2 separate regions of the Mus musculus genome follow, and region 2 is linked to region 1. The links are chromatin loops, found by intact Hi-C in ENCODE. Cell type or tissue: left cerebral cortex. All regions are shown on one strand. Each heading gives the region's core, and the rest is flanking DNA. Links, peaks and the distances in the headings are about the cores only. Region 1 has its middle 5.8 kb from the start of n-TStga3. Region 2 overlaps Ctnna3 (catenin (cadherin associated protein), alpha 3).

The links. Peaks named below come from ENCODE experiments on the same cell type or tissue, not always from the same donor. Only the 100,000 strongest peaks of a DNase experiment are listed, where the experiment ranks them.
Region 2: it touches region 1 in a loop (2.7-fold over the local background); 4 of 42 quality-filtered maps call a loop at or near these places.

What each region holds. Positions count from the first base shown.
Region 1 is chr10:63,419,568-63,427,903 of GRCm38, reverse strand. It overlaps the pseudogene Gm7075. Among named protein-coding and RNA genes, the nearest start is that of n-TStga3, 5.8 kb to the left of the region's middle. In left cerebral cortex, for the core only: CTCF peaks have their summits at 3,278 (motif pointing right) and 5,471 (motif pointing left); DNase peaks (open chromatin) are centred at 3,301 and 5,451.
Region 2 is chr10:64,081,183-64,089,518 of GRCm38, reverse strand. The region is part of intron 7 of Ctnna3 (catenin (cadherin associated protein), alpha 3); the gene reads right to left. Lrrtm3 (leucine rich repeat transmembrane neuronal 3) reads left to right here. Exons shown (of 3, transcript NM_178678.4): 2 at 137-1,671. Among named protein-coding and RNA genes, the nearest start is that of Lrrtm3, 4.9 kb to the left of the region's middle. In left cerebral cortex, for the core only: a CTCF peak has its summit at 4,940 (motif pointing left); DNase peaks (open chromatin) are centred at 4,096, 4,434, 4,911, 5,482 and 9 more places; H3K4me3 peaks cover 6,093 bases; H3K27ac peaks cover 5,118 bases.

The DNA.
Region 1 (8,336 bases), core at 44-8,043:
GTGTGTGTGTGTGTGTGTGTGTGTGTGTGCGTGTGCACATATACCTCGTGTATTTAAAAGGTTATGTGCTGCTCAGACTCCATTTCCCTACTTGTGATGCTATGGTCAACCTATCACAACTGGTGGATCCTGAGAGAGGAGGGGAGGCCAGAACAGCTGGGAGTGATTTTAGGTTCGGGGTGGAAGCCGAGAAAACTCACTTCAGATACAGAAGCTTAAAAAGGAAATTTTATTTTCTGAGCACTTAGGAATTGCAACAGCAATTCAGGATCTGAACTGAGTTCCTGAAGGGAGATTGTACAACAGTTTTATAGGATGGGAACACAAAGTGAGGGGGGAGGAGCTGGAGAGAGCTGCAGTGGTATCTTGTGTCTTGACATTATGGGTTAAGCAAAGGAGTACCCACTGGAGACTTGTTTGACCCTGCTCGTAAGGTCCTTGAGATGGCTGGACACAGACAGCTGACTCCTTACACATTGTCCCTGAGATATCTGGGCTCAAACAGCTGTTTACAACAGAAGCTCTTGAGCTCTAGGGAAGTCCCCAGCTCCCCCGGGGCCTGGGACCTTGAATGTAGTTTCTCCCTCTGATTAAACGGGGTCTGAAAAGACAATAATAGTACTTAAAATAAGTTTCTTTTGCTTGATCCCAACAGCTAAACCGCAGGCGGCAGTGAGCATGGCGACCCAGTGAGACGGCTCAGTTTCCTCAGGGAACGAAAGATATTTAAACCTTTGAGGGGTGAACAGGGGTCATGGGTGAGAGTACATCATTGGCCAGGCAGGGCTAGGATGCTAGGAATGCCTCATTTGCGTAAGGAGGAATTGCAGATGCTATTGGACACAACCTTATAAGGGGAGAGGAAGTTTAACCTGGCTACTGGCTACATGACCTCTGGAACAGGGGAGGGGCAAAAGTTGGGGCACAGGGCTATGTGCACCACGACTTGCAGGCCCGGGGCAGGAGTCAACAATTCTAACCCTCTGATCTCAGGATGAGATTTTCCAGTGTAAGGGTCCGTGGTTCACTGAAGAATAATATCCCTGACTCAAATAGTATGTAAAAACAAAGTGTGTTTTATTCTGCAGAAGTCCACCATGCTAGGGTTTACCATTACCAAGATAGAGATACCCAAGTGAGCTTGCAGGCCTGATTTAAAGCACACTAGGGAATTCCGGGGTAGGTGACTTCTATGTTAATCCATTGGGTCCATCTCTACGGACATTCCATTACCAGGATGTGGGGGTCTGGAAACTTGCTGAGGAGGTCTGGAAACTGCCGCTGACCCATTGTCCTTGCCTCAGGTCAGGTGGCAGAGACATTCCATTACCTGGGCGTGAAAGCTGGAGTTTTATATTCATACCCTTCCCAAACAACACACTCTTGCAAAACATTGCATGCCCTTTATCCTGGCAGCTTCAAGAAAAACACCACATGTCTGTTCTCAGCAAAACAGCCTCCCTAACCCCTACCCATCTTCTCAGAGAGCAACTTCCAGAAAAATATCACATGACACAATTGAGTCTCTTAAATAAATAAATAAGTAAATAAATAAATAAATAATAAATTTCCACTTCAAGGCAAGCACATACAGACCTGTAGCTCACTAACTTTGCCTCCCTAACAGCAGTTCCCTGGTCTCGTGTCACTTGGATGGCGCCTCCCTCTTCAGTAAGCAAGGGAGAATTTCCTAGAAAACACTAACAAGTGGAGGCTGTAATTCAGTGCACACCTAGTGTAGCCGCTGGTGGCCACGGGTTACTGAGTTCCGGAAAGGAAAGATGGGGTTGGGTAGAGGCTGCAAGAGAAATATCGAGCCAAGACAAAGTTCTCCAATCAAGACCCAGTGTTTACTTATGAGTCTGAGCTGGTGGCTACAGTGTATAGCTGGGACTACAGACACTGCACCCAGCTAGAAATCTTAATTTATAGCAAGGCAAACTAGAAACCCTTTTTGTTAAGTGATTTGCTTAGTGAATAAATGACAATAGGTCTCCATTAGAGATGGTTCTCTCTCATCTCACCCTGCCACGAGGGGTCCCTTCCTGGAAGACACCGGGTGTAATTTTCAGTTTTTCTTTCAGTGTATTTTATATTTATTTCTAAAATATTATATCTTTATGTATTTTGCCTGCATTTATGTCTGTGCACCACATGCATACAAGTATCCACAGAGACCAGAAGAGGACATCAGATCCTTTTGAAGTAGAGTTCCAGGTGGCTGTTAGCCATCATGTGGGTGTTGAGAACTGAACCTGGGTCCTCTGGAAGAGCAGCAAACACTCTCTGGCCTCTACAACCGTCATGTTTTGTTTTGTTTATAGGTTGTTTTGTTGTTGTTGTATTCTAGTTTTATTATATAGTTCTGGCTGTCCTGGGAATAAATTTGTAAACCAGGCTGGCCCCAAACTCACAGAGATCCACCTGAGTGCTGAGATTAAAGGTGTGTGACACTACCCCACACACATCTCTATGCACACCTGAGAACATACACAAGTGTCAGCGTACCAGTTGTTTTGAACTTAGCTTTCCTCCTTTAGACATCCCGTCTTTCTATTCCAAGAGCTTGTTCCTTAGAAGTGGCTCGGCTCACGCAAATGCCGATAGAGCTCGCTGAGTCAGAATGGACAGAACATAATTTATTCAACCAAGTCCTTGTTGATGACCGTGAAAGCGGATTCCGGTGTTTTGATTTTAAAACAAACAAAAATAATGCGGCGGGGTGCGCAGGGGAACTCAAAGAAATTGTGACATTTATACAGTTAAACATGACATTTTCTAATTTTATTAACAATTCAATATGTCCCGGCAACATTATCTGTGACCACAGCCTCTGCCCATCCAAATGCCACCCTGGGTGTAGTAGTGGCTGCCTCTGGCTCAGGAATGGAATGCAAAAGGAATAAGTAAGGGAGAAAACTGATTCCTGGAAGTTGTGCTCTAAGTGTAGCATTCATGTGGACACACACGCACACATGCACACACACATAAATATGGAAATGTAATTTTAAATTTTTTAGAAAGAAACCCATTGTGGTGGTTTGAATGAGCAATGTCCCCACAGGCTCGGGTATCCAAACACTTAGTTCCCAGTTGGCAGTGCTGTTTGGTGAAGTTTAGGACATGGGGTCTTGATGGAAGAAGGACAACCCTGTGAGTTTTGTCATGTTTCCTCACCACAGTAGACTCCTTTTTTTTTTAAGGATTTATTTATTTATTATGTATACAGTGTTCTTCCTGTATGTATGCCTGCAAGCCAGAAGAGGGCACCAGATCCCACTACAAAGGTCTGTGAGCCACCATGTGGTTGCTGGAAATTGAACTCAGAACAGCCAGTGCTCTTAACCTCTGAGCCATTTCCCCAGCCCCACAGTAGACTCTCATCCCTCCAGATAAACAGAAATAAATTCTTTCTCCCATAAATTGCCTTTGGTCATAGCATCTCACCATAGCAACAAGAAAAGAGCTACTAACCAGTTATTTTGTATGCCAACAACAACAACAAAAAAAAGATATATTTAGAAAAAAGTACATCACACATTTTGAGAAGGAAAGAAAAGTGAGCAGGAAGGAGAGAGAGATGAAGGGAAGTGATGGCTCAGTGGTTAAGAGCACTGACTGTTCTTCCAGAGGTCATGAGTTCAAATCCCAGCAACCACATGGTGGCTCACAACCATCCTAATGGGATCTGATGCCCTTTTCTGGAGTGTTTGAAGACAGCTACAGGGTACTCACATACAAAAAAGAAAGAAAAGAAAAGAAACAAGATTAGACAAAGCAAGAGGAAGGAAAGAAAGGAGATTCAAGGAAGCGGCAGAAATGGGGCTAGGAAGCGAGTCAGCTGGAAACGGTTCCTGTCGGGTTGGTCTGGTGCTGCTTGTTTTCAGATGCTGAATTCTGTACCTCTATCTGCTTGCTCTGAGATGAGCAGATCCTCCGGACACAGGCTACTGCTATCTAAACCTTGTTGCCCAAGTTATCCCTGATTGGTTAATTAAGATGCCTACAGCCTGGGCTGAGTAAAAGAGATGGTGGTGGAGGGAGGTTCCTGGGCTTTGGGTTGGGGAGAGACCAGGGAGCAGAGGAAGGGGAAAAGAAAGGAGTGGTCATAGGGTTAGGTAGATCAGGAGGGCTGGCCTGTTGGATAAGAGCAACCCAGGCAGAACGTGGCAAATGATATCTCCGGTTATTTACTACGAAGTAGACAAGGTAGCATAGAGGGCTGATATCTGCCCAGTTCTAAAGTTTTGAGGCGTGTGTGTGTGTGTGTGTGTGTGTGTGTGTGTGCACTCTCTCTCTCTCTCTCTCTCTCTCTCTCTCTCTCTCGTGATTTTTACTTGGGAACTAAACAATCTAAGGTGGGGTAGAAACCCCCAAATAATATTTTCCACAGCAGGTTTTTTCTGAACTCATTCTCTAAAAGCATGCCTGGGAATACCATGACCAGTGGGAAAGGGCGATCGGCGTGCAACAACTTTTTATACACTAGTGACACTAGTGACATAGCAGTAAACAGAGTCCGCAAAACAGACACATCACCAGTCACAAGAGTCCACTCCTGTGATACCAGCCATAAGAAAAACAGGGCCAAACGATTTCGATGAGTTTGAAGCCAACCAGGGCTACAGAACCGGACCAGCTCTCAGAAAACCAGACTTACAGTTCTTACTGTGGGGAAGGAAAAGGCACAGTGAAAACTTGTCCAGCAGTTGTTTAGAGGTTCGTCTGCTGCAGAAATAGTCTCCCCCTTCACCCCATTGTTTCACACACTAAGGTGTGTATGTAGACGCCCACCCTCATCCTACCTTGGGCCACAGATAACAACTGGCTCAGACTGCTGAACACACACACACACACACACACACACACACCTCTGAACAGAAGAGTTCTTTCCTCTCCCAAACAGCAATGACGTGAGCGTGGACCCAAGCAATCTGCAGAATCATTAGAGATTGCTTCAGATTCTTCGTGGCCCTAGGCTTTATTCATGAAATGCCTGTTGTGGACAAGATCCTCAGTGGACCCCGCAGCAGAGATAGAAAGGCAGCTCAGCAACCTTCCCATCTGGACATTTTGCAGTTTCGCAGATGAGACCAAAGGCTTTCTGGGCAGACCCTTCTGCTACTGGTAGTCCAATGCCACCATCTTGTGGCTATTGGAGGAAAGATGACCTGAAATTTTATTTGGGGGGCTCTGTGTGTATTTTGTAGTGAAAAAACTCTCTCTCTCTTTCTCTCTCTTTCTCTCTCTCTCTCTCTCTCTCTCTCTCTCTCTCTCTCTCTCTCTCTCTCTCTCTCTCTCTCTCTCGTCTTGGCTGGAACTAGAGAGATGACTCAGCAGTTAAGACCACTGGCTGCTCTTCCAGAGAACCCAGGGTTCAACTCACACCATAAGCATGACAGCAATCATTTGTTAACTCCAGTTCCAGGGGATCTGATGCCCTCTTCTGGTGAGCACCGGCACTGCATGACTGCTGTGCAGACAACACTTACAAGACACATAAAAGGTGTGTGGTGCACACCTTTAGTCCCAGCACTTAGGAGGCAGGGGAAAGAGGATCTCTTGAGTTCAAGGTCAACCTAGTCTACAGAGTGAATTCCAGGACAGCCAGAGGTACCAGGAGGAACCCTGTCTTGAAAAAAAATAGTAATAAAATAAATGTTTAAATACTTTTTTAAAATCATCTTGGTGCTGGAGAGTTGGCTCAGTGGTTAAGAGAACTCATTACTCTTGCAGAGAACCTGGGTTCCATTCCCAGCTCTCACACAGTGGCTCACAACCATTTGTAACTCCAATCCCAGAAGATCGCAGTCCCTCTTCTGACCTCCAGGGGCACCAGGCGTGCACAGAGTGCACATACGTATGCGCAGGCAAAACACTCATACACATAAAATTGTTTTTAAAAACTAAATCATCTTGCTGTGCGTGGCGGTGCACACCTTTAGTCCCAGCACTCGTGAAGCCAGGTGGATCTCTTTGAGTTCAAGACCACCCTGGTCTACAGTGTGAGTTCCAGGACAGCCAGGGCTACACAGAGGATCCCTGTCTTTAAAAAAAAAAAAAAAAAAAAAAAAAAAAAAAAAAAATTAAATAACCTTGTACAGAAATGTTCAGACCTCCTGCCTCTGCGCCCAACGTCCGCGTCGCCGATCTGCGCCGCCGTCATGGCCGACGTGGAGGACGGCGAGGAACCCTGCGTCCTTTCTTCGCACTCCAGCTCAGGCTCCAAGTCGGGAGGCAACAAGATGTTCTCCCTCAAGAAGTGGAACGCGGTAGCCATGTGGAGCTGGGACGTTGAGTGCGATACCTGTGCCACCTGCAGGGTCCAGGTGATGGATGCCTGTCTTCGATGTCAAGCTGAAAACAAGCAAAAGGACTGTGTCGTGGTCTGGGGAGAGTGTAACCATTCCTTCCACAACTGTTGCATGTCCCTGTGGGTGAAACAGAATAATCGCTGCCCTCTGTGCCAGCAGGACTGGGTGGTCCAAAGAATCGGCAAATGAGAGGTGGCCCAGGCGCTCCTGGTGTGGTTGCTGACCCTGGACAACCTTGCCATCAAGTTACTGGACAAAGACTAAACACTGCAGGGGATTCATCCTTGAGAGAGAGAGGATGCTGTGTGCCTTTGAGACTCATCAAAGGCATGCTTTATTAATTTGTCTGTTTAGTTTTGGGAAATTCTCTACAATTAAAATAATTTGTTAAAAATGGCCTTTCCTACCTCTGTGGTGTGTGTGTGATACGTATGCATAGAAGAGCAAGAACACCAGAAAATGATCTTTGTTTATCTGTCAGTACCCACGACTGTGGGAACATTGGGTTCACAGAAGAACATTGTTTGTGTTTATGCTTGAGGGTTAAAAAAATAGATAAATGAATGTTACAGTAACAAATAAAATGCATTGAAAAGCCGACTCCTCCTAAATCATTTTTGTGTTGGGAGAGAGGCAAGTGAGGCAACCCTGCTGTCTTCATTTACTGTGAATAAGGATTTTAACCTGCACTCGGTGAAGAGGGTAAATACGGTGTAACTGTCAGGTAAACGGCTTTGTCTCCTGACTTCTCCATCTTTGACTTGGCCAGGAAGCCTGGACTGTTCAACCACTTAGTTCTAAAGAACTGTTTTCTGTTTTTGCGAAGGTTGTATTGTATGTTTTAGTCAAAATATTAGTAGGAAAATGCTTACTAGTATAACACTGAAGTTCATTATGCAGTGTTTTAATAAATAAAATATTGTGCTTTGAGTTATTAAAGTTTGATATATACTCTTAAAATCATTAAACTAATTCATCAATTAAATAATTCGAAGAAAAAAAAAAGAAATGTTCAAAGTTTTCCAAGACACATTCCCTGAAACACTACGATCGTGTTGTGCATCATCTGGCTAAAATCACTCTGTGTCGGTTCCATGTTCTTCTCACAGAAATTTGGCAGCCTGAAATTCTGTCACCTCAGTTGGAACTGACCATAAGGAAATACCTTCTTTATACTCCTCATTTCTCTCAGGGGCTTCAACTGTCACGAGTATCTAGAGTTCTGAGGTCTTCTTCACTTGAGCAATGAAAAGAAAAAAAATCCTTCCTCCAATTCCTTGTTAAGCAGGTATAGTACTATGTCACTTTGCTTTCATCTTTTCTGAAACCAGCTATAAAAACTAACCCCCACCACGAAAAAGCACACACTTTCTGACAAGCACACAAGATCTGCACTGGACAAGTTGTCGTCGGTATAATCTGCACCTGTAGCAAGCATGTGAGCAGTGTGTAGCCCAGAAGATGGAAATCCTCCTGTCATATTGGGGGAGATGGGCCTCTCAGAGACCAGTCACCAAAGCAGCTGCTGGCAGAACCCAAAATAGAGTTAGAATAGACGACACGGTGAAGTGGCTTCTTCCCTAGTCCTCTGAGGGAGAATTTTTTTACTGTGTTTGCATCAACATACCATGTGTGCGGTGTTGTGGTAGGTACTTTTATTGAGCATCTGCTATTCACAAGACCCACCTGTTCCAAAAGGGCATCCAATGGTGAACAAGACTGCCCCCTCCCCTGAGGAGCTCACACACTTGCTGTAGGGATGGGCTAGACACTGTAATGACCATCACAGAAGGTACAGGTTGATTCTGCTATCAGAAGACCACCTGAGTCTGAAGCAAGGTCTGAAGCAATGACCGACCCCCCCTCTCTCTACTATGAGAACATAAGTCCTTTGTGTGTTACAGCCTGCCAGTATCTCCCAGTCGCAGCAGTTTACTCCACTGCTTGGTATTCCCAGAGGATCACTCACGCACACCCCCCAGGAGCTATCTTTGAATCGTCGAATGAAAGGCACATACACAT
Region 2 (8,336 bases), core at 158-8,157, 660 kb before region 1:
AAAGATGATGTTTGATGCTAAATGGTATCTAAATGTTTACATTTCTGAATGTGGAAATGAACAGCTAGTTTTGCTTGGTTAAAAAAAATGCATTCGTTTTGGGGGGATAACTTTTCTAAGTTGTTTTTATTTCCAGGTTTCAATGTAATTAGGCTACTGCGAGGATCAGCTGTAGCGGTGGTTCTAGCACCCACTGTCTTACTGACAATGCTTTCTTCTGCTGAACGAGGATGCCCTAAGGGTTGTAGGTGTGAAGGCAAAATGGTATACTGTGAGTCTCAGAAACTGCAGGAGATACCCTCGAGTATATCTGCCGGTTGCTTGGGTTTATCCCTTCGCTACAACAGCCTCCAAAAACTTAAGTATAATCAATTTAAAGGGCTCAATCAGCTCACCTGGCTCTACCTTGACCACAACCACATCAGCAATATCGACGAGAATGCTTTCAATGGGATACGCAGACTCAAAGAGTTGATTCTGAGTTCCAACAGAATCTCCTATTTCCTTAACAACACCTTCAGACCTGTGACCAATTTACGGAACTTGGATCTGTCCTACAATCAGCTCCATTCTCTGGGATCGGAACAGTTCCGGGGCTTGAGGAAGCTGCTTAGTTTACACCTCCGCTCCAACTCACTGAGAACCATCCCGGTGCGGATCTTCCAAGACTGTCGCAACCTGGAACTTCTGGACCTGGGATACAACCGGATCCGAAGTTTAGCCAGGAATGTCTTTGCTGGCATGATCAGACTCAAAGAGCTTCACCTGGAGCACAATCAATTTTCCAAGCTCAACCTGGCCCTGTTCCCAAGGCTGGTGAGCCTTCAGAACTTGTACATGCAGTGGAATAAAATCAGTGTCATAGGGCAAACCATGTCCTGGACCTGGAGTTCCTTACAGAGGCTCGACCTGTCTGGTAATGAGATCGAAGCCTTCAGCGGACCCAGTGTCTTCCAGTGTGTTCCCAATCTGCAACGCCTCAACCTGGATTCCAACAAGCTCACATTTATTGGACAAGAGATTCTGGATTCTTGGATCTCTCTCAATGACATCAGTCTGGCTGGGAATATATGGGAATGCAGCAGGAATATCTGTTCCCTGGTAAACTGGCTGAGAAGTTTTAAAGGTCTGAGAGAGAATACAATCATCTGCGCCAGTCCCAAAGAGCTGCAGGGGGTTAACGTGATCGATGCGGTGAAGAACTACAGCATCTGTGGGAAGAGCACTACCACAGAGAGGTTTGACCTGGCCAGGGCCCTCCCCAAGCCCACATTTAAGCCCAAGCTCCCCAGGCCGAAGCACGAGAGCAAGCCTCCTCTGCCCCCCACGGTGGGAGCTACCGAGCCCAGCCCAGAGACAGATGTGGACACGGAGCACATCTCCTTCCATAAGATCATCGCGGGCAGCGTGGCCCTTTTCCTGTCGGTGCTGGTCATCCTCCTGGTGATGTACGTGTCCTGGAAGCGGTACCCCGCGAGCATGAAGCAGCTGCAGCAGCGCTCCCTCATGCGAAGGCACCGGAAGAAGAAACGGCAATCGCTCAAGCAGATGACTCCAGGCACCCAGGAATTTTATGTAGATTATAAACCCACCAACACGGAGACCAGCGAGATGCTGCTGAACGGAACGGGACCCTGCACCTATAGCAAATCAGGCTCCAGGGAATGTGAGGTATGAACCATTGCGATTAAAAAATAATAATAATAAAGGAAGGAAGGAAGAAAAAAAAGAAAAACACAGCGCGCTCTTAACGGCTGGGAAATAAGGGGGTGCTTTATTGAACTCCGCTGTCTGTCAAGGGAACACGGTGCCCTCCCCTCCCCCTCCCTCTCACTATGCTGGCAAGGGCCTTCCCTGTCCCTCGGAGTGTGTTCATAATACTGGTCATTTTTCCTCTCATAAATAATCAACCCATTGAAGTTTAAATACCACAATCAATGCGGAGCTAGAACTCCGGTTTAACACCATGCCTAGTGTCTAAGACTCTTTATGGATCTCATTAACATAACATTTGTTTCCAGATTTAAAAAAAAAAAAAAACTTGTTTTCCCCCTCCCCACCCCCCCACCCCCCCACGATGCTCACACTGGCTCTTCTTCTTCATCTGGGAGTCTCAGAGCTCCAGCTTAAGGTGGTGTGCGCTTTAGCAAATCTGGGAGTGGGGGGGTGGAGGGAGTGATCCCAGGACCTTGGAGGGTTGAATGCATTTGAGGAGATGACTGGCTTCAGGCACACAGTAGAGAGTGAGAAACAATGCCTGCCTTATCAAAGAAAATCCGGGAAAACTCTCCACAGAGGGTGGTGGGTTACAGCAGATCCCTGAGCAGTTTCTAGGGCTTCAGAAATCACAACCAGCCAAGCACAGGGACGGACGGGTGTCAAAGGGTTAAGATGCCAAAAGCAGATGGCTGCCAAACACAAGGAGACCCTGAGAGCACAAAGTTTGAGCCTTGCAGTTTCAGCTCAGATCCCCCCCCCCTCCCCCGTGTGGCTGTGGAATAAAACTAAAAGGGGTCACCGTAGGTTTCCCTCTGCCTGTGTGTTCCCTAAACATGTTGATTCATTACACAACCAAGTCAGGAAATAAACACATCCCTCCTCCGAGGAAGCAGCTAGTCCGCTGGAAGGGAGGGAGTTTTCAGAGATGAGGTTTGCTAAGTACTCTCTGCAAGCTGGAACTTTACCAGGATTTATCTCTTTGCCGCTTCTTTCCCAAGACCCCAGTGCAGTTCATAGAATCCTGAGCCCTGTGACGTCCTGTTCAGGGCTTGTGAGACTGTCCTGTGCGTCCTGTGATGTGTTCCACACAAACCAGACCCCTAAGCACTGACACTTCATTCAGCTATCTGAACACACACATGCTTCCCCAACGTTCTCCTTTCAAAGGATGCTCCTGGTAACACCTTGGTACATGGAGCATGGAAAGGGGGGGTGGTGGGGTGGGGGGGAGACTGACTGTGACAGCTTGTCTTTGCTTTGCTGTTGTTGACATCGCTGTGTCTCCGTGTTCATCTGTATTGTAACTCATCCGTCAGTACAATTCTGTACAGAACTGGCCTGGCAGCCTGCACGCTGCATGCATGTTTTTTATGTCGTTGGTGAAAGTCTGTCGACTGCAGCTCGGGTATCACGCCCTCTGTATTTATGGGGTTTCAGAGAAATATATTTATTTTTTGCCACCCCGTTTTGTTTTGTCCTCTCAGATGAGCACTTTCGGTGTGCACGCGGACCGTAATGATTTTGCTTTCTGCATTAAGGACGGTTCAGCTTTCTGACCGTCCAGGCCTCCCATCTTTGACCCCATCCCTAGTCTTTCAGAACAGTCGCTGCAAAAATAATAATAATAAAAGCCATGAAAAAGTGAATGGCTATTTCTTACTAGCATTTTTTTAATGTATGTAGAGGATGGAGGTCTTCCAAAGGCTGAAAGGGAAAGATCTAGACAAGTCAGTGTGAAGTAGAATGATAGCAGGGGATCCAGATTCTTAAAGTCATACTTCTAAGCATAAAGAAGAGCAGCATTTCGAGGGGACTCGCCATTAAGGTGCTTTGATGAGGCCAGGCAGTAGCTCAGGAAAGTATCACAAGTGCAATATGTTTACCCATGACTAACCATCGAGTATACATTTATTAATGCCAAATGGCCACAGAGCCCCAGTGGATCAGTAATGCAGACACATCTTACGGTGTCAGGGGCTGGGTGGCCAAACCCACTGAGATGCTCTTCAGTGAAATTGTAATTTTACTTTTTCTTTTTCTAGACTGTCAGTAAATACATATTCCATCTAAATTTTTTCCTTTGGTCAGCCTCATTATTATCTGTACTATGAAGATGACTGTAATAATTAAATGCACTGTTGAAGTGGAAAAGGCCCCTTTCTCTTCTTTTACTTGATCCTCTGCCTTATGTATCATGGGAACAAATTCCACACATACACATACTTGGAATATATATATGCATATTTTCCAAGTATGCCATTGGAATGTATAAAACCTGTTTGCTCTATTGAAAAGTATTTGTTAGGCTCAGCACCACTTGGTGTGTTAAACTGATGTAAGATTGAATGAATGACCAACATTTTGAAGGCTGCTCATTTTCAATGCCTTAGAGATTTACTGAAGGATAAGACGCCAGACAAATGCCTTAGAATAATAAAACACTTTTTGATTCTGGGCATGAAACTGCAGGGGGGTGGGGGGGATTGGCAACACGTGTTTTTCCTTAGTTAAGGGCTCTTCTCCAGCTGTCAGAATGCCCCGAGAACCAATTTGTGCAACCAATTTGTGCAACCTAAGGCGAGAGTTGTTTCTGCACTATTGTGTCGCCCAGAAAAGCCAGGTGGTAAGTGTCCTCCTGATCAGAAATGACTGTCCTTGTATCTGCCCATGGCACTTGTAGACTGTATGCCATGCTTCTACTTTTTATATATAAGCATTTAAAATGCACTGCGTATTGGAGAAGAATCCTTGGCTATTCCTTTTTAATTGCAAATTTACATGAACTGGTCGGTTTCCCTCAGTTAAGGGAGCTTTCTGACCTGTTGAAATGTTCCGTGGAGACCCATGGCTGCAGGAGTCTCTCTGCCTTTAAATGCTTTCTCAAAACAGAGAGGAAGTGGAGTCCATTCTTTTGGACTGAACGTTTGTGATTTGTGTTTTGTGTTTGTTTCTCCTTTATTTATTAACCCCGGTACACACTGTGCTGAAGCAGGCGTGCTCAGTGCCAGAGAATTTTAAGCAATGTTATGCAGCATATAATCATTTTAAGTGACTTTGTACCTTCCAAGGATGTTGACATGACATCTTTCCAAAGATTATTAACCATTTGTTTGTATGTTTGTTTGTTTTTCTTTTTAAACTTGGTTTGGTGCTTCAACTATATAAGCAGAGACTGGCAATGATGCTTTCTATAGAGTAGCACTGTCCTCTAGTGGCTAGTCCAAGTAACTACAGCTGTTCGCACATTTTTAGCGTCTTGGTTTTTGTCTTTTGTGAACTTATTGGCAGCATAGGTTTCTCTGTGCATCATACTGATTGTTAACTTTGTTATGAGGTATAATTATCATCCACATTATCAAATATATGAATGTATATTCATATTTCTCAGTGGTACCAGAAAGAAAAGCCATTACATTGGTATTGAGAGCTAGAGAAATAAATACCCAAAGACACAGAGCAAGCCCTAACGCAGTAAAAATAGATAAGAAACACTTGAAGTATTTGTACTCAACGATATTAGCCCAAGTCATCTGTAATGTTTTCGTTAAAAGTGCTACTATTTTTTTGTGGTCAGGATTCTGAAATAGAGTGTAACAGGCTCGGGGAACCAGATCCCTGCATTGCTATTGAGGGAATCGGACCAACTCTTGCTTGTCAGTAGTTATGGGAAAGCTATCCATAGGAGGGAGGCCTCCCCTGCAGTGTCAGAACTGTTCTCCAGTTTGTCGACCATGTCAGTGACCTGTGCTTCGCCCCCGGGCTTTCCCCCTCCTTCCTCCTCTGCTGCTAGCTAAACAGTGGTGCTATTAGCCTCTCTGACAAGGGTGGTACAGTCTAAGAGGCGCTGATTCATGGATAATGAAATTACGCTCTCCCTCTGGGGAAGGGGAAGGCAGCATCACATGCGTAGCCTTGGCAAGGGATGTCAGGATGCTGTAGGTGCGCTGAGCATCTCTTCCTTTGTCGTTTACCAATATGAGAACACGAATTGCTTATTTTAAGTGTGGATTTGGACTAGCATCAGATAACAGTGTTAGCCCATCAAGCTGGAGACAGAATGAGTCCTAAACACAGCGAATGAGAGTTGAGCCATGAAATATGAAAAATTCAAAAGTCAAATTGTTTGTTTGTTTTTCCCCAGCCCAGGGTTCTAATTGGGATCTAGATCTGTAGCAAACCAACCCCTGGTACCTTACTATCTTCATACTCTTTTACATGTGTATTAAAAAACAAAACAAAACAAAACAAACAAACAAACAAAAAACCAAAGGGCATTTGGGACAAACCATATGCAGGAAAAATACTATCAGCAAAATTGAATAACAAACCTTGTAAGAGAAACAGAATGCGTGGGTATTAAATACTGTGTGGTAAACGGCTCTTCAAAGCCAATCAAATGCCATCACCCTAGACACACAAGGAGAAGTCGCAATGTCCTCAGCCACAGTAGTCAAATGAACTGGACCTGATTTTTACTCAGCCTCCAAAGTCATTGGTGACTTGGAGTTAGTGGATAGACTGTTGTAAAAATACCACAAAAAGAAACTAAAAGTTAATGGTGTCTCACATGTGGGAAAAATATCACAGCAGTGAGTGACAGCCCTAGAAATAAAGATGCAATTCAATTCTCTCTGACACTTGCTAAGTCAACTCAGGTACATTTCTTGGCTTTCCAAAATTTGAAGACACCCACGCATTAGATTAGTTTGCAATAATGACTGAGTGTGAAAAGCTTTGCTTTTTTATAAAGTGGTCCTTCCACACGTGTGTGTGTGTGTGTGTGTGTGTGTGTGTGTGTGTGTGTGTGTGTGTGTGTTTAAAAATAGCACTTAGTGAGATGCTCTACTGGGCTTGCTTCCGCTCTGTGTTTGGTACAGGTCAAAGAAAAGAATCATTTTGCATCAGGGAGTCTAGAACTTTTGACTCCCACAAAGATTAACATCCTTCATCTTGGGTTTTCTCATATCCATCTTGAGGAAGGAAAAAAAACCCACAAGATTTTATTAGTAATCACATATATGTGGATATGGTATATAGCATATATATGATAAATATAGCAGTACCAACCAGAGAACACTGAAGCAAAAACTTATCAATCTAAATAAAATGTTGATCTGTACCTTATCAGCCAGAGGCTTTCCTTGTTGGTTCGGCTTGCCTTCCTCTCCTGAGCATGACTGACTCTGTTGACTTTGTACTGACAAATAAGCTTCCATGGCAAGATGGCCCTGCTTCCGAGCAGCACTGGAATGGACCATATGTGTTCTGCAAGCTTAGCACCTGTTGCCACCATGTGGCTCACATCAAGGCTTCCATCCCTTACAACCTTGGAATGCACATCGCCAGAACCAGTTTACCTTCACTAGTAACTGTGAACACTGGCAACCAGGGGGCTGTCAAAAAGAGGCATAAAGAACAAGAGATTCCTCTTATTCCTTTTACTTCTTTAATTCCTTTCATCGTTAAAGCAAATAATTAATCAGAGAAAGACCACAACCCCACTTCCCATCTCACCGAGTATATGGTTAACTAATGTGGAAACTGTCTCTTTGCTGTTTGGGTTCCCGGAACACATCGAGAGAGCAGAGAGAAGACCCCAGGGTTTTAAAGAAATTTTTTGTTGGCTTCACTTGCAAGGGTGACAGGGGAAATAAATGTTCCTGAGTGAGCTCTCCAAATCTTGTGAGGAGCGACCCAGGAACATAAAAAAGATAGGGATCTCTAGGTCACAACAGAAGACCGTCATAGTTTACCTATATTAGGACCACTGTCTAAAAGCAGGGAATCTGGAACCAACATGGCCCATCTCAGGAGAGACCAGAGAACCTTCTTCTGTCCTGTCCTTCCCAGCAGGTTCTGAAGTAGGAATTAAACATTTCCTGACAAATCTCTGCATTCTCTTACTATTGTTGGTGGGGGGCGGTCGTCCTTCCTAAAAGATGCTTTATCTTTACCTGCTGCTCATACATAAATTGGAATTCCCTTTGCAAAAGAGACCACTATTCTGACATTACATACACAAAACTTGTTTACAGCGTATACATCATTCCACAGATGGAAGAAAGCACCAATTACCCAATAGAAAGTGTGTTTACATTAAATATTACAGCATAAAGGAAATGAAAGGCCAACTGATCCTTCTATCTTTGCTCTAAAACCTGCTAAATATCTCTATAGTGTTTTCTGATTTTCAGTGGAGAGAGAGAGAGAGAGAGAGAGAGAGAGAGAGAGAGAGAGATGATACAATTGAATTGCCAGTCTTGCAAATACAAAAACTCTTTGCCTACCCAATTAACTAACTCAGGACAAGCAGTAAAGGTATCAACTGTATTCCATCAATTAGAAGCATCAATAGCAGAGTTTTGTTTTCTTGGGGATAAAAATGGGGTTTGTTTTGTTTTTTGGGGGTGTGTGGTATCAGATGTAAAGCAAAGACTACACACATTCAGCAAAGGTAGTTTGTTGAAGATTATCTCCAGTATCCATCTTCCATCAAAAATCATAAGGCTTCATTTAAATGTAAATCCTTACTCAGCATCCTTGTGGCTACAGCTTATTGATGATGTGGAGAGACCCATCGGACAGTGGGTATCGAGCACACAGGAGCTCAATGTTAG